Linked DNA regions of Homo sapiens: region 2 is linked to region 1. Evidence: read pairs that join two places in POLR2A ChIA-PET (ENCODE). Cell type or tissue: MCF 10A. All regions are shown on one strand. Each heading gives the region's core, and the rest is flanking DNA. Links, peaks and the distances in the headings are about the cores only. Region 1 overlaps DPEP1 (dipeptidase 1). Region 2 overlaps CPNE7 (copine 7).

Evidence for each region. Peaks named below come from ENCODE experiments on the same cell type or tissue, not always from the same donor. Only the 100,000 strongest peaks of a DNase experiment are listed, where the experiment ranks them.
Region 2: POLR2A ChIA-PET joins it to region 1 with 8 read pairs; 8 of 35 experiments call an interaction of 5 or more read pairs at or near these places.

Annotation. Positions count from the first base shown.
Region 1 is chr16:89,630,581-89,637,338 of GRCh38, reverse strand. It overlaps DPEP1 (dipeptidase 1), which reads right to left. Exons shown (of 11, transcript NM_001389466.1): 3 at 1,299-1,431; 4 at 943-1,075; 5 at 656-806; 6 at 404-473; 7 at 1-135. Among named protein-coding and RNA genes, the nearest start is that of DPEP1, 20 kb to the right of the region's middle. RefSeq lists an enhancer at 4,423-5,277. In MCF 10A, for the core only: no CTCF peak of the experiment used is centred there; a DNase peak (open chromatin) is centred at 3,928.
Region 2 is chr16:89,576,034-89,585,194 of GRCh38, reverse strand. CPNE7 (copine 7) reads right to left here. Exons shown (of 15, transcript NM_153636.3): 1 at 9,124-9,161; 2 at 7,474-7,656; 3 at 1,424-1,498; 4 at 1,093-1,167; 5 at 338-421. Among named protein-coding and RNA genes, the nearest start is that of CPNE7, 4.9 kb to the right of the region's middle. In MCF 10A, for the core only: no CTCF peak of the experiment used is centred there; a DNase peak (open chromatin) is centred at 3,734.

The DNA.
Region 1 (6,758 bases), core at 1,977-5,976:
GCACACGCTGTAGGCCGAGGAGTGGCTGAAGATGACCGGGGCTCTGGACAGCTGCAGGGTGGCCTTCATGGTGGCCACAGACACGTGAGCCAAGTCGATGAGGACCCCCAGACGGTTCAGCTCCTTCACCACACGCTGGGAAGACAGGGCTCCGTCCACCCTCACAGCCCCCAGGGTCGGGGCTGCGGAGGTGGACGGGCTGGACCAGATGTGAGTCATCATCCTTCGTGGCTGGAAGTCCGGGGCCACTCAGGGCTCAGCACCCACCCTGGGGGGATGGCTGCCAGCTCCATTTTACAGACAAGGACACTGAGGTCCCACGTGAGGAGATGCATTGTTCTGGTCACCCTCCAGGGCCTCTGCCTTCTCCTCGGGGGTGACTGGCCGCTCCCACCCCACTCACCTGCCCAAAGGGTGACAAGCCTTGGCTCTGGGGCTCGCTGTCTCCCGTGTCCACCAGCCAGTTGTCAGCCCTGGAGAAGCAAAAGGCAGGTGCCCAAGAGGTGAGCGGTGGTCTCGGCCTCCCATCAGCCCAGCAGGCGAGGCCCGGCCTGGGACTCACAGGCAGAGGGGATGGGCTCTGGAGGGTGGCAGGGAGTGTCTGCCCCCTCCCTCCTGACCACAGCCCGGGGGCCTCCCATGGGGAGTCACGCACCAGGGCGTGTTGCAGCTGTGGGTGAGGGTCAGGTACCGCATGCCCAGCTGATAGAGTGCCCGCAGGACGCCCAAACTGCTGTCAATGGAGTGGCCGCCCTCCACGCCGATCAGGCTGGCCACCTTCCCTTCCCGGAAGGCCTGCCGAATGCCTGCGGGGAGAGTCAGGGTGCAGGGGAGTGGGCACCTGGTATCTGGAGGGTGAGGTGTCCTGACCGGCACCTGCTGCTCAGGATGAGGGCTGGGTGAGAAGACGCAGGACCTGGAGGACCCAGGTCAGGACCCCACCTGCACTGCTGGTGACATACAGGAAGGTCTCCGGGTACATCCGGCACATGCGGTGGACCACGTCCATCTGCTCCAGCGTCCTCCGCACGGCGTCTTTGTTCTGGGTGTCGCAGGGCGTGTACACGGACCAGAACTGTGGGCCGCAGGGGGTGCCAGGAGCTGATGCAGCCAGGTCTCAGCCCACCCCCCGCATGCCTGTGGGAGTCTGGTTTCCCACCCGCTGGGAAGCCCTCCCTCGGCCTGGGCACCGAGGGACCCTGGAGGAACACCACAGGGATGGTCCCACTGTAGCCAGGCCTGAGGTAGGAGACGGGATGACCCCACACAGGGCAAGCACAAGGCAGGGCAGGCGGTACCTGGCCTCCCACAAAGCCGGCCCTCAGCTTGGGGATGTTGGTGTGTGTGCCGGCCAAGGTGGTCAGGTTGGCCCTCTCGTCCTGCAGCCGGTTGTTGAACATATCCAGCAGCTGCCAGGGGAGGTCATTGTGCCTGGAGTTTGCCGGGGAGAGGCCAGGCAGTCAGGGCGGCCACTGGGACCTGGGGGCTTCCGAGCTCCTGGCCTCTGGGCTGCTCTCCCCACTTCCTACTCCTCACGACAGACGCAGGACTGAAGTCTAGGCCGCGGGGGTGACATATCACCGGCCACCTGAACACACCTGTGCAGGCTGCATTTCCCAACTGTGCCCACCCCCAGGGCAGGGAACCCCGAGCCAGGAGCTCAGGGAGCTGGGTAGCCCATCCCTTCCAGGGCCTTTTTCTGTGGAGGAGGCTGGGGGGCAGACACATTGTCTGAGGGTGGGACACAAGGAGCCAAATGACCTCAGTGGACAGGATTGGAGACGTGAGGGGCAAGGGCCTGGGGGTGATACTGTTTCTGAGAGTTTTCAGTTTAAAGATCAAATTGCCTCTTGGGGAATATGGTGGGTGGCTGGGTAATTGGAACGGCCTGACCTTGGGGGGCCTGGGACCCCCATCCTCCTGGGGAGCAGGGTGTCGAGTACAGGCTTTGGGGGCTACCCAGGCCTCTCTGCTGCCTCTGTCCCCAGGGAAGAGCCCTGCACCCAAACTCCAATCAGATCCTTCTAAACTTCCAAAGGACTGAAGTTCTCCAAGGTTTTCCCAGGAGCTGGTGGTGGTGAGGGTAGGAGCTCTCGTGAGGAAAAATGAGAAGGAAGGGGAAAGGAGAAGGAAGGGGAAAGGAGAAGGAAGGGGAAAGGAGAAGGAAGGGAAAGGGAAGGAAGGGGAAAGGAGAAGGAAGGGAAAGGAGAAGGAAGGGAAAGGAGAAGGAAGGGAAAGGAGAAGGAAGGGAAAGGAGAAGGAAGGGAAAGGAGAAGGAAGGGAAAGGAGAAGGAAGGGAAAGGGAAGGAAGGGGAAAGGAGAAGGAAGGGAAAGGAGAAGGAAGGGAAAGGAGAAGGAAGGGAAAGGAGAAGGAAGGGAAAGGAGAAGGAAGGGAAAGGAGAAGGAAGGGAAAGGGAAGGAAGGGGAAAGGGAAGGAAGGGAAAGGAGAAGGAAGGGAAAGGGAAGGAAGGGAAAGGAGAAGGAAGGGAAAGGAGAAGGAAGGGAAAGGAGAAGGAAGGGGAAAGGGAAGGAAGGGGAAAGGAGAAGGAAGGGAAAGGAGAAGGAAGGGAAAGGAGAAGGAAGGGAAAGGAGAAGGAAGGGGAAAGGAGAAGGAAGGGAAAGGGAAGGAAGGGAAAGGGAAGGAAGGGAAAGGAGAAGGAAGGGGAAAGGGAAGGAAGGGGAAAGGGAAGGAAGGGAAAGGGAAGGAAGGGAAAGGAGAAGGAAGGGGAAAGGAGAAGGAAGGGAAAGGAGAAGGAAGGGGAAAGGAGAAGGAAGGGAAAGGAGAAGGAAGGGGAAAGGAGAAGGAAGGGGAACGCAGAGGAAGGGGGAGCTGGGGCTGTCAGAGCTGGTGGCTGAGTGAGGATCCCAGAGGGTCCGAATCCAGCTGCCCAACAGGGCCTGGCAGAGACCAGGAGCAAAGGGAATCCACTGTCGTTAGGAATGCAATTCTCAGGCCAGGCAGGGTGGCTCATGCCTGTAATCCCAGCACTTTGGGAGGCCGAGGTGGGCAGATCACAAGGTCAGGAGATCGAGATCATCCTGGCTAACATGGTGAAACCCCGTCTCTACTAAAAATACAAAAATTAGCCGGGAGTGGTGGCGGGTGCCTGTAGTCCCAGCTACTCAAGAGGCTGAGGCAGGACAATGGCAGGAACCCAGGAGGCAGAGCTTGCAGTGAGCCGAGATCGCACCACTGCACTCCAGCCTGGGCGACAGAGCGAGACTCCCTCCAAAAAAAAAAAAAAAAGAAGAAGAGAAGAGAAAAGAAAAATAGAAATGCAGCTCTAAGGGGCCCAGGGCAGGCTCTAGGCTACGATCTCATCTGTGTTTCAACCAGGCTGTGAGGAGGATGGGAAGGGGCTGAGGCCTGACCCCCGACCCTGGGGAATGCCCAGGGTTCCCCTTCCCCGTCACTGGGTCTGGGGCCTCAGTCTCCTTCCTGTAATGTGGGCTGTGCCCCTGTCTCGGGGGGACTGCCTTGTGAGGGTGTGCGCTGGGATGAGGCCACAGGGGCCCCTCCACTTGCAGTTTCCAGACCCATCCCTGTGCCTCAGTTTCCCCATCTGTAACATGAGGGTGTCTTGGTGCCTTCCTTGGAGGACAGCTCCCTCTGTGTCTCAGTTTCCCCATCTGTAACATGAGGGTGTTTTGGTGCTCTCCTTGAGGACAGCTCCCTCTGTGTCTCAGTTTCCCCATCTGTAACATGAGGGTGTCTTGGTGCTTTCCTTGGAGGGCAGCTGGGAGAGGCAGATGAGTAACTGTTAATCATTTCCAGCTGCGGGCTCTGCTTTCTGTGACCCAGCTCAAATCTATGTGCCCGCAATGAGCTTTTCCAAGGCGAATGCACCCATGGAGCTCCTCAGGGGAAAGAAGGGGAGGGCTCTGCCCTTCCTGGGTCCCAGTCGTTCCTGACCTCCCCTGGGCTAGTGCCCCCAAGCCCAGCCTGGCACGCTTTCCGGCCCCACCCCTGGGCAGATGGGCGGGCGCACGCCTGATGCTGGTGTGAGTCTCTCCCAAAGCTCCTGCGTCAGCGAGGTTGTCCCTGGCCACAGCGAGTCCACATGACAGCCTGGGCTGGCACGGGCCTCTCCCCAGCCCTCGGAGCAGAGTGGGTGGTCAGGACGCACTTGCTGAGGGAACCATGAGCTCCAGCCAGGGACCCTGCCCGGGCAGCAGCCTCATCGCTAGGTGCAACCCTACACTGGGCACTGTCCTGGGTGGGGCTGGGCAGGGCTCCCAGGAGACTTTACTCCTTGGCCTGAGGACGCAGGCGGCCCATCTCAGACATTAGCCTGGGATGGGTAGGGATTCCTAGGACCCCAGGAGCCGCCCTTGGAGGGACAGGCTGCAATGGGGCAGCTCTCTGCTCTCCCCTCCCTCCTCCTCCTGCAGCCCCTCCTTTCTTTTTTCTTTTTGAGACAGGGTCTCACTCTGTTGCCCAGGCTGGAGGGCAGGGGTGCAATCACAGCTCACTGCAGCCCCCAACCTTCTGGGTTCAAGCAGTCCTCCCACCTCGGTCTCCCAAAGTGCTGGGACCACACCTGTGAGCCACTGTGCCCCGCCAGCCCTCTCCACTCTTGCTGGAGAAAACGATGGGAAGGTGGGGCCTCTGGTTTCTCAGTGGGAGGGAGGCCCTGCCTGCCTCATGGCCAGGGCAAATGGCAGTTCTGCTAATCAGACCCACCCTCCTTATCTGTGCAGCTGGGGCAATGCCCTTAGCTGGGATATGGAAGCCGGCGTCCTGCTCCAAGGAGTGCTGGAAAGTGCTGGAAAAGCGGCAAGCACACACTCAGGCAGCTGTTCGTGGGGAGACTGCTGGCTGCCCCCGGGATCCATTCTCCTCCTTTTCCTTTGTGACTTTAAAACCCCCCGTTTTTAGCGGGCACACAGCCATTTGGGTTGAAGATACTTCCTGCCCCTGTGTCGCTGGCGGTGGCCAAGGGATGAAGGTGGGTCCCGTAACAGCTTCTAACAACTGTGACCCCCGGCCGGGCGCGGTGGCTCACGCCTGGAATCCCAGCACTGTGGGAGGCCGAGGCGGGCGGATCACCTGAGGTCAGGAGTTCGAGACCAGCCTGGCCAACATGGTGAAACCCTGTCTCTACTAAAAATACCAAAAAAATTAGCCGGGCTTGGTGGCGGGCGCCTGTAATCCCAGCTACTCAGGAGGCTGAGGCAGGAGAATTGCTTAAATCCAGGAGGCAGAGGTTGCAGCGAGCTGAGATCACGCCACTGCACTCCAGCCTGGGTGACAGGTGACAGAGTGAGACTCTGTCTCAAAACAAAACAAAACAAAAACCTGACCCTGACAGTCACCTGCTGCTTGTCCTTTTTCCCTTCTTTATGTCTCCCTCCTCCCTGCTGGCCAGCATACAGATGTGAGGGCTGAAGCTGGCATGGCCATTTTAAACCATGAGGATGCAGGGACCACCCTCTGCTCCCTTTCTGCAGCTGCCTCTGCTCTCTTAAGTTTTTTTAATTTGAGATGGAGTCTCACTCTGTTGCCCAGGCTGAAGTACAGTGGCCCGATATTGGGTCACTCTAGCCTCCGCCTCCCGAGTTCAAGTGATTCTCCTGCCTCAGCCTCCTGAGTATCTGGGACTACAGGCATGCGCCACCATGCCTGGCTAATTTTTTGTATTTTTAGTAGAGACAGGGTTTCGCCATGTTGGCCAGGCTGGTCTTGAGCTCCTGACCTCAGGTGATCCGCCCGCCTCGGCCTCCCAAAGTGCTGGGATTACAGGCGTGAACTGCCCAGCCTGGACTGTTCCCTGAAGTTCTTATGCGACAAGACATCGGGTTTCCCTGCTTTTTTCACAGTTTTTCCCCAACAAAGCCCAGAGGCATTTTCCAGGTGGAGACACCATGCCAGACACAGGGCGGACTCTCAGTGACCCTCCCACCCCAACGCGGAGCCAGTGTGGACCCTGATCTGAGTCTGGTGCCTGGAAGCAGGAGGCCTCCATGGTGACCCAGTGTCGGGGCACTGGGCCAGGAAGGGGCGGGGAAGAGGGTCGGATTCCCGGGCAGTGGGGATCTCCGCCCTGAGGAGGTCAGGACAGAAGCAGGTGACCCAGGTGCCCCAGCGAGGTCGGGGGTGGGGGCCGGGTGGGCACACAGCGCAGCACAGGCAAGGGCCCAAGTGGCATGGGCCTCCCCCCGGGAGAAGGCAGGCCGGGGGGAGTGGGAAGAGAGCCAAAAAGATGCCGGCTGAGAGGGCCTGTAGGGTGCCACCCGCACCTGCTGCTTTTGGGAGAAGCTGAGGCACAGGGTGAGATTGGGGCGCAGGGCCTCCACGTCCGCAGGCTCAGACCTCACTCTGAGCTTCGGGACCAGGGAGTGTGGCCTTGCCTCCTTCCTGCCCAGTCCCTGCAGACCTTCATCCGCTGAAGTCTTTGGGGGCCCTGAGAGACCCCACAAAGCAGCAGGGGCCAGGAAAGGGCAAGGGCCCGGCACCGTCGCAGAAGCTGAAACTGAGCCCCAACCCAAGGGCACACGAGTCTCACCCCCAGAGAAACTGAGCCCCAAGCCAAGCACACACGAGTCTCACCCCCAGCTCCCCCAGCCCCAACTCCCCAGGCCAAACTCCCCCAGCCCCGGCACCCCCAGCCCCGGCACCCCCAGCCCCGGCTCCCCCAGCCCCGGCACCCCCAGCCCCGGCACCCCCAACCCCGGCTCCCCCAGCCCCGGCACCCCCAGCCCCGGCACCCCCAGCCCTGGCTCCCCCAGCCCCGCTCCCCCAGCCCCGGCTCCCCCAG
Region 2 (9,161 bases), core at 1,818-5,817, 52 kb after region 1:
AAATAGATTCATTTTCACTCAAGTTAATTTCTCTCAAAAGAAAGCACTCTCTCCCTGCCGTCGCTGAAATCCCATTTCACCTGCAGGAAGTGGAAGGTAGGTCTAAAAATAATCACAGCCACGACTACACAAGCCTGCTGGATTCTGGCCACAGCCACGGCCCCCAGGGCCCTGCGCCTGCGGCTCCCTGTTGGATTCTGGCCATAGCCACAGCCACCAAAGCCCTGCGCCCACAGCTCCCTGTTGGAGGCTGGGAGCTCCTCCCATGTGGCCAGAGATGCGTGAGGGCTGGGGACAGCCCCTTCCCCTCCCTGTGTTCCCATCCCCGGCCGCTCACCTCCGTCCTGTACACCAGCTGCAAGCCCTGGTCGTCGTTGACCCTGTAGAGCTCCAGGAAGGGGTCGGACTTGCTGAAGAGGTCCTGGGGAGAGGCACAAGGGCTGCTGGGCCAGGCACTGTGAGATCGGGCTTTGGATGGGAGCTGGCTTTGTCGTTTCCCAGGGCTCACTTCATGCCACCAGCCGCTAATTCCTCAGGCACAAAACGAGGCAGCCAGTCCCCGCCGACAGCATCTCGTCCCTCCCTCCCGCCCCCAGGGATCTGACCACGGCGGGCAACTCAGCCCTCCATGGAGTCACCCTGCACACCCTGCGACTCAGCCCTCCACGGACTTGCCCTACACACCCTGCGACTCAGCCCCTCCAGGGAGACGCCCTACATGGCGGGGTTGGACCCTGTTCTGCCCACCCACGTGACGAGCCCGCAGAACCGCGCGCTGTTCCAGTTCCTCCTGTCACGACAGTGGCCTCGGGGGTGCTGGGCCTATTTCCCCATCCCTGAGCAGGGTCATGAGTGGTCCCCACAGGAGGGAGCTGCCCCAGCCCCAGCCCAGCTGCCAGGAGGGGCGGGAGAGCTAATGGCGGTGACAGTGATGATGGCGACCGTGACGGCAGCACGCCCAGCCCCAGGCACACTCCGCACACGTCTCACACGGGACATAGCCACGCGAGGTCAGCGCTGGGCAGGGACCGGGTTTTCGAACCGGTTCCCGGACCTCAGCCTGAGCCAGGCGTGCCCGGCACCTGCACTCACCTTGTCGTCCAGCTTCCTGGCCCGGAAGGAGAGCTCCACGTAGCCGTTGTTCCCCGAGATGTCCTCGGCGATCACCTGGCAGGGGGACGCCCGGGCTCCAGGCTTGGCCAGGTGGGGCCTGACCCCACCGTGGGGGACCAGAGGCCCCAGGCTGGCTGACCCCACCCAGCGGGGCCTGAGAGGAGGTGTCTGTGTACCCCCGGGGCTGTGTAGCTGCCGGCTCCTGCAGACCCTCCCTGGACGGCACGCTGCTGCCCATCTTCCGCCCACAACACCCCTCGGAGCCACAGCAGCAGGGCCTGCAGGCTGCAGGGGTGCGCCCGGGTCTCACCGTGATGGTGGACTTGCCAGCGTTCCTGCCAAACTTGAGCAGCAGCGGGCGGGTCACCTTCTTCTGGGCCACAATCTGTAAGTCAGAGGCGTCAGGCAGGGAGGGGCAGGCGGGGACGGCTCCTGACCCTGGAGACCCCACCGCGCCCTCACCCGGACTCTCAGGCCTGTCCTGTCTCCCCATCCCCCACCATGAGCTTCACTGCCCAGGGCCCGCGCCCCCTTTGTGGCTGCTCTCAAGCACCTGCCATCCCTGCGTGTGGCCACCCCTGCACGTCCACCACCTCACGGCGCCAGCAGTCGCCCAGGGGAGGCAGAGGTCATCATACCTATTTACCAGGTGAGGAAACAGGCTCAGGTGGAAGCCAGGAAGCAGCTCACAGCCCAGCTGGCCTGCACCTGCACAGGTGTGGCGGACGCCCCTCCACAGGTAAGCAGGGCTGCCCTGACCCTCTCCAGGCCCAGGTGAGAACCCGCAGAAGCAGAGGCGAGGCAGCTCAAACGGCCCCGGACCCTCACGCCCAGCATGTCCACGTAGCCACGGGCGGCAGAAAGGGTGTGAGCGAGGTGCCGGCCCAGGACCCCACCGCCCACTCCTCTTCGAAGGTGCCAAGGAGCAGAGTTGATTGTTCGAAGTGGACTGGGGCTTAGACCCTGGGGACCTCCTCATGCAGCCGGGGCCTCCTCCTCCTCACCAGGCCCTGCTGGACTTCCGCCCCATCGGCTATGAGCCCACCTGGGGTGGGTGGCGGATGACAGGCCCAGGCCCCTGCAGCCAGGTCATCTCCTCAGTGAGGAGCAGGACGGGGGCACACGGCCCTCCCAGGCTCCGTGTCCGAAAGGAGATGGTGATGACCCCGGCCAAGCGGGGTGGCCGTCATCTCCTCACACGTAAGTGATCTCAGCAACCATCGAATGGCCCACCAGGTAGCAGGTGTGTGCTTCCCACCTGCCCTCACACCTGCTACTGCCTGGCGGATGCTGGGAGGTCACAATGAGGTAGGTTGAATACAAAGCAGAGAGGGGCAGTCCCTCCACCCCCAACCAGGGCCGGCCTGGCCAGCAGCTTCTGAGCATGCGGCACTTTCCACACAGAAGAGAAAGCAGATCCCAGGTCAGGGCTGGGGAAGTCAAGTCAGGTTAAGGGGTGGGAAGGCTCTCTTAGGGGTGCAAAGGGGTCCTGGGTGCTGGGAGGGGGAGCCTCGGGCCAGGCCCCCCAAGATTCCCTGATTCAAAGGTTTCCTTCTGGGGCTCCTGAGCCAGGGCCTCTGCCTCACACCTGGGACTCGCCTGCCGGCCTGGTTTGCTTCCAGGGAGGGCGCAGGAAAGGAGTGGCCTCCCCTTTCTGGCAGGAGAGCAGGTCCTTAGGAGAGAAACGGGCTCAGGCTAACACAACAGATTCCCCTACCAGGAAATACGAGATCGCTGATTTGTGCCAACAGCGTTTAATAAGCACTTCCTGGATCCCTGGCTCTGGGCTGAGTTACTGTTTACTTGAATCACATGAGGAAACAGTTGAGGCAGAAGTCAGGGGTCAGAGGTCAGGTCAGGCTCAAAGCCACAGCACAGGGACTGGATGCCAGTAGCTTCTCCCTTGACCGTGGTGCCCTGCAGGTCAGCTGGGTGGCCACAGAGCAGGAACCCACGAGGGGCCTCCTCATTGCTGGAAGTTTGCACATATCCACAGCACACGTGCTCACACACACATTCATATCTGCACGCAGGTGTCCACACGGACCCTGTGTGTGTGCTTATGTGAACAGGCATAGGATGTCCTGCACGGATTATGACATACATGTGCACCTGTGTGTACATAGAAAGGTGTCCAGGCCAGACACAGTGGCTCATGCCTATAATCCCAACATTTTGGGAGCCCAGGGTGGGTGGATCGGTGAGCCCGGGAGTTCAAGACCAGTTGGGGCAACATGGTGAGACCCCTGTCTCTTCAAAAAATGCAAAACGTAGCCAGGTCTGGTGGCGTACACCTGTAGTCCCAGCTACTCAGGAGGCTGAGGTGAGAGGATTGCTTGAGCACAGGCCGTTGAGGCTGCAGTGAGCTGTGACTGTCCCACTGCACTCCAGCCTGGGCGGCAGAGTGAGAACCCAACTCAAAAAAACAAAAAAAGCATGTCCATATTTCTGTGTCCGTGCCATCCTCTTCCATCTGTGCCCTCCCTAACTCTCAGTTTCCTTATCTAAAAAATGGGGAGGACAACAGGATCGATGGCACGCCAGCTCCGACCGAGGCTGCAGGGGGATGAGTCACGCAGACATTATGTTGGGTAAAAGAATTCCACAGCAGGGAGAACACGCGCTGTGATTCATGGACGTGGAATTCCAGAAGAGACGAACCAGGCGGGGAGCTGGCCACAAAGGGGCAGGGGCAGCTGCGGGTGACGGGATGTTCCGTGTGATGGGTGACGGGATGTTCCGTGTGACGGGTGATGGGATGTTCCGTGTGATGGGTGACGGGATGTTCTGTGTGACTGGTGACAGGATGTTCCGTGTGACGGGTGATCGGATGTTCCGTGTGAGTGGGTGATGGGATGTTCCATGTGATGGGTGATCAGATATTCCGTGTCAGCGGGAGACGGAATGTTCCGTGTGACGGGTGACGGGATGTTCCATGTGATGGGTGAGATGTTCTGTGTGATTGGTGAGATGTTCCATGTGACGGGTGATGGGATGTTCCGTGTGACAGGTGACGGGATGTTCCATGTGATGGGTTACGGGATGTTCCGTGTGACGGGTGACGGGATGTTCCGTGTGACAGGTGATGGGATGTTCCGTGTGATGGGTGAGATGTTCCATGTCAGCGGGTGACGGGATGTTCCGTGTGATGGGTGAGATGTTCCATGTGACGGGTGATGGGATGTTCCGTGTGACGGGTGATGGCATGTTCCGTGTGACGGGTGATGGGATGTTCCGTGTGATGGGTGACGGGATGTTCCGTGTTACAGGTGACGGGATGTTCCGTGTGACGGGTGAGATGTTCTGTGTCAGCGGGTGATGGGATGTTCCGTGTGATGGGTGAGATGTTCTGTGTCAGCGGGTGACGGGATGTTCCGTGTGACAGGTGAGATGTTCCGTGTGATGGGTGATGGGATGTTCCATGTGACGGGTGATGGGATGTTCCGTGTGACAGGTGAGATGTTCCGTGTCAGCGGGTGACGGGATGTTCCGTGTGATGGGTGAGATGTTCCGTGTGATGGGTGATGGGATGTTCCATGTGACGGGTGATGGGATGTTCCGTGTGACGGGTGAGATGTTCTGTGTCAGCGGGTGACGGGATGTTCCGTGTGATGGGTGAGATGTTCCGTGTGATGGGTGAGATGTTCTGTGTGATGGGTGATGGGATGTTCCGTGTGACGGGTGATGGGATGTTCCATGTGACGGGTGATGGGATGTTCCGTGTGACGGGTGATGGGATGTTCCGTGTGACGGGTGAGATGTTCTGTGTCAGCGGGTGACGGGATGTTCCGTGTGATGGGTGAGATGTTCTGTGTCTGCAGGTGATGGGATGTTCCGTGTGATGGGGGAGATGTTCCGTGTCAGCGGGTGACGGGATGTTCCGTGTGACGGGTGAGATGTTCTGTGTCAGCGGGTGACGGGATGTTCCGTGTGACGGGTGAGATGTTCTGTGTCAGCGGGTGACGGGATGTTCTGTGTGATGGGTGAGATGTTCCGTGTCTGCAGGTGATGGGATGTTCCGTGTGACGGGTGAGATGTTCCGTGTCAGCGGGTGACAGGATGTTCCGTGTGATGGGTGAGATGTTCCGTGTGATGGGATGTTCCGTGTGACGGGTGACGGGATGTTCCATGTGACGGGTGAGATGTTCTGTGTCAGCGGGTGACGGGATGTTCCGTGTGATGGGTGAGATGTTCCGTGTCAGCAGGTGACGGGATGTTCCGTGTGATGGGTGAGATGTTCCGTGTGATGGGTGTGGGATGTTCCGTGTGACGGGTGAGATGTTCCGTGTCAGCGGGTGACGGGATGTTCCGTGTGATGGGTGAGATGTTCTGTGTGATGGGTGATGGGATGTTCCGTGTGATGGGTGATGGGATGTTCCATGTGAGCAGATGACGGGATGTTCCATGTGATGGGTGAAGGGATGTTCCATGTGACGGGTGAGATGTGATGGGTGATGGGATGTTCCGTGTGATGGGTGAAGGGATGTTCTGTGTGACGGGTGAGATGTGATGGCTGACGGGATGTTCCGTGTCATGGGTGAGATGTGACAAGTGATGGGATGTTCTGTGTGATGGGATGTTCCGTGTGACGGGTGATCGGATGTTCCGTGTCAGCAGGTGACAGGATGTTCCGTGTGAGGGGTGAAGGGATGTTCTGTGTGACAGGTGAGATGTTCCGTGTGACGGGATGTTCTGTGTGACGGGTGATGGTCAGCTGTGTACAGTCACCTAAACTTGTCATTCTCAACCCTTAAGATTGATGCATTTTATCGTAAAATTTTTTTTTTTTTTTGAGACAAAGACTCACTGTCACCTGGGCTGGTGTGCAGTGGCGCGATCTCGGCTCGCTGAAACCTCTGCCTCCCAGGTTCAAGTGATTCTCCTGCCTCAGCCTCCCCAGTAGCTGGGACTACAGGCACGCACCACCACGCCTGGCTAATTTCTTTTCTATTTTTAGTAGAGATGGGGTTTCATCATGTTGGCCAGGCTGGTCTCGAACTCCTGACCTCGTGATCCCCCCACCTCGGACTTCCAAAGTGCTGCGATTACAGGCGTGAGCCACCGTGCCCGGCCTGTAAATTTTACCTCAATAAAAAAGAAGGACCCGTCCTGGCAAGGTGTGAGGATTCCGTGCAGCACAGGAAGTGCTTAGCGCAGTGTCCAGCAGGGCCCAGCACATCAACAGACACTCTCATCACGACTTGCAGAAGCCACTTTTGGGCTGGCTGTGGAGGCCGTAACCCAGAGAGCATCACCAAGGAAGCAGTGGCCACCGTAGGACCTGCTGCTCACAAGGAGGCTTCTTTTTTTTTTTTTTTTTTTGAGACAGAGTCTCAATCTGTCACTCAGGCTGGAGTGCAGTGGTGAGATCTCCACTCACTGCAACCTCTGCCTCCCGGGTTCAACCGATTCTCCTGCCTCAGCCTCCAGAGTAGCTGGGATTACAGGCACATGCCACCATGCCCGGCTAATTATTGTACTTTTTGTAGAGATGAGGTTTCAGCATGTTGGCCAGGCTGGTCTCGAACTCCTGACCTCAAGTGATCTGCCCGCCTCGGCCTCCCACAGTGCTGGGATCACAGGTGTGAGCCACCACGGCCGGCCACCAGGAGACTTTTAGGTGCTGATATGGAGGGGCTGCTGCACGTCGTGGAAGTGAAAACGCAGGATGCAGAACAGGGAACGTAATTTGTGTATTTTTGAAAAAAGAGGAAAAGTGGGCTGGGCACCGTGGCTCACGCCTGTAATCCCAGCACTTTGGGAGGACAAGGCAGGCGGATCACGAGGTCAGGATTTCAAGAGCAGCCTGACCAACATGGTGAAACCCCGTCTCTACTGAAAATACAAAAATTAGCCGGGCGTGGTGGCGGGTGCCTGTAATCCCAGCTACTCAGGAGGCTGAGGCAGGAGAATCGCTTGAACCCAGGAGGTGGAGGTTGCAGTGAGCCGAGATCACGCCACTGCACTCCAGCCTGGGTGACAGAGCGAGACTACATCTCAAAAAAAAAAAAAAAGAAAAAGAAAAAAAAGAAAAAAGAGGAAAAGTGATAGGCTGGTTTGCTCCTGTGAAAATCTCTCTCTGGACAATGTCCAGGGACCTGGCAGCAGCTGGATGGGGCAGGATGGAGGCGCTCCACAGCCTTTTATACCTTCAGGCTTTAAAACATACGAATGTATTACCCAGTTCAAAATTACATGTATATTTTAATCTAATAATGACTGTTCAGGAGGAGCTGAGGAGGGGGCAGAGCCAGGTTGGCCACCCCAGCAGGGTCCCTGCGGTGCTGGTACATCAGCCTTGAATCGGCTGTGGCCCCCACGCCAACCGTCCTCCTCCCTCCGAGGGGACGGGGCACCCACCTGCCCCAGGGTGCACTCCATGCCCCCCAGGAAATCGTCCTCCTGACAGCTGAAGCCGCTGGGCCCATGCGTGTCGTACACCTCAAAGCGCAGCCTCTGCACCTCCTCGAAGTAGTAGTCCACCGTGAAGACCTTGGAGAACACGGGATGCAGGCTGCTCCGGACCACCTCGGTTCTGCCCACCTGCAAGTGCACCTGTGAGCCGACCCCACTCCAGAGGCTTCCACCCCGGGCTCCAGACCTCCATCTCCCCTCTGCCGCTCACCCACGCCCAGGTACCTCAGGAGGACTCATACCCTGGGAAGACCTCCTGCCTGCTCTCTGTCCATGGGACCACAATCCCGAGGGCCACCCTGGGGGTCACCCCTGGCCACCACTGTCTGCTCCACCCTCAGATCACAGATGGGGAAAGTGAGGCTCACAGAGGACGAGAATGACACGCTGAGTCGGGGGCGAGATCAGATTCACACCCTGGGCTGGGCAGCCCTAAAGTGCAGGCCGCTCCCCAGCACCAGCTGAGTGGGGAGGGGGCGTAGGGTACAGGGGGGCCCTCCCTCCTGGCTGGGGTACCATGGGCTCACCAGCCTCTCCCATCCCATGCAGTTCCCTGGTCCAACTGCCCCGTAAGGACAAGACCCAGCTGGGCCAGTAGGCTACTCATTTCAGAATCCTGAAAAATCCTGCACCTCAAACCAAGGGCAAACATGGGCCACCCGTACAGCTCACGCTCTGAGGGTGCGGGCACGAGGCCTCCGTGGGGATGGTGGGCTCGGGATGTGAAGGGTGGGCTCAGGCTGTGAGGGGCGGGCACGGGGCCTCCGGGGGCAGCCGGAACCCTGGGGACAGGCGGTGAGGGCGGGGCAGGCCCTTCACCCTCAAGGTGGATGACCGGAGACGCCACCGGGTGACCGCGTCCCTTCCACCGCCCGAGCAGCCGCCCGGGCCCGCGCTGGAGCCTGGAGAGACCCCTGCGCCGGGGAAAAGCGCTGGCGCCCCGCGCGGACTGGGGTTCGAGTTCCGGCTCCTCCGCCCGCTGCGGCTTCGCGCCATGCGTTTCTCGCCCTTTCGAGGTGAAGCCACGCGTTTCACGCGAGATGGTGACCGAGGAAGCGCCCGTCTGGCGCCGGCCCCGTGCCCCTTCGGACCCCAACCGCGATCACAGCGGGTTCGCTTGAGACCCACGTTGGAGCGGGAGCCCCGGACGCCTGGAGGTCCGCACCCCAGCGCGCGCTCCCTCGCCGGCCTGCTCCCGCCCAGCCTCCCGCCCCCCGTCGGCCGGCGCCCCTCACCCCTCAATCTCCTTGCGCCTCTTGGTCGAGCCCCCTGCCCGCGCCTCATGCCTGGGCGCTTCACTCTGGCCCGGGGCCCCCTCCCCGAACCCTGGGCCGCACCCCTCACTGCGGGGCACCCCCCTCTCTCCTCCGAACCCCGCTCGCCGCCACCTCCTCCAGCCCAGCCTCTCCCCACAGCTCTGGACACCCCACCCCCAGACCTGGTAACCCCCAACCCTGACCCCGAGCTGAGCCCCAGCTCCGGGGGGCCCCGCCTTGCGCCCCACTGGCCTCAGCGCGCCCGCTCTGGTCTCCGCATCCCCAGCTCGGCGCCAGCCCCGGCCCGGTGGCCTCTCGGCCTCCCACGCCCCGGCCCTACCTGCACCCACTGGCCCTGCGCCTGCTGCAGCAACGCCA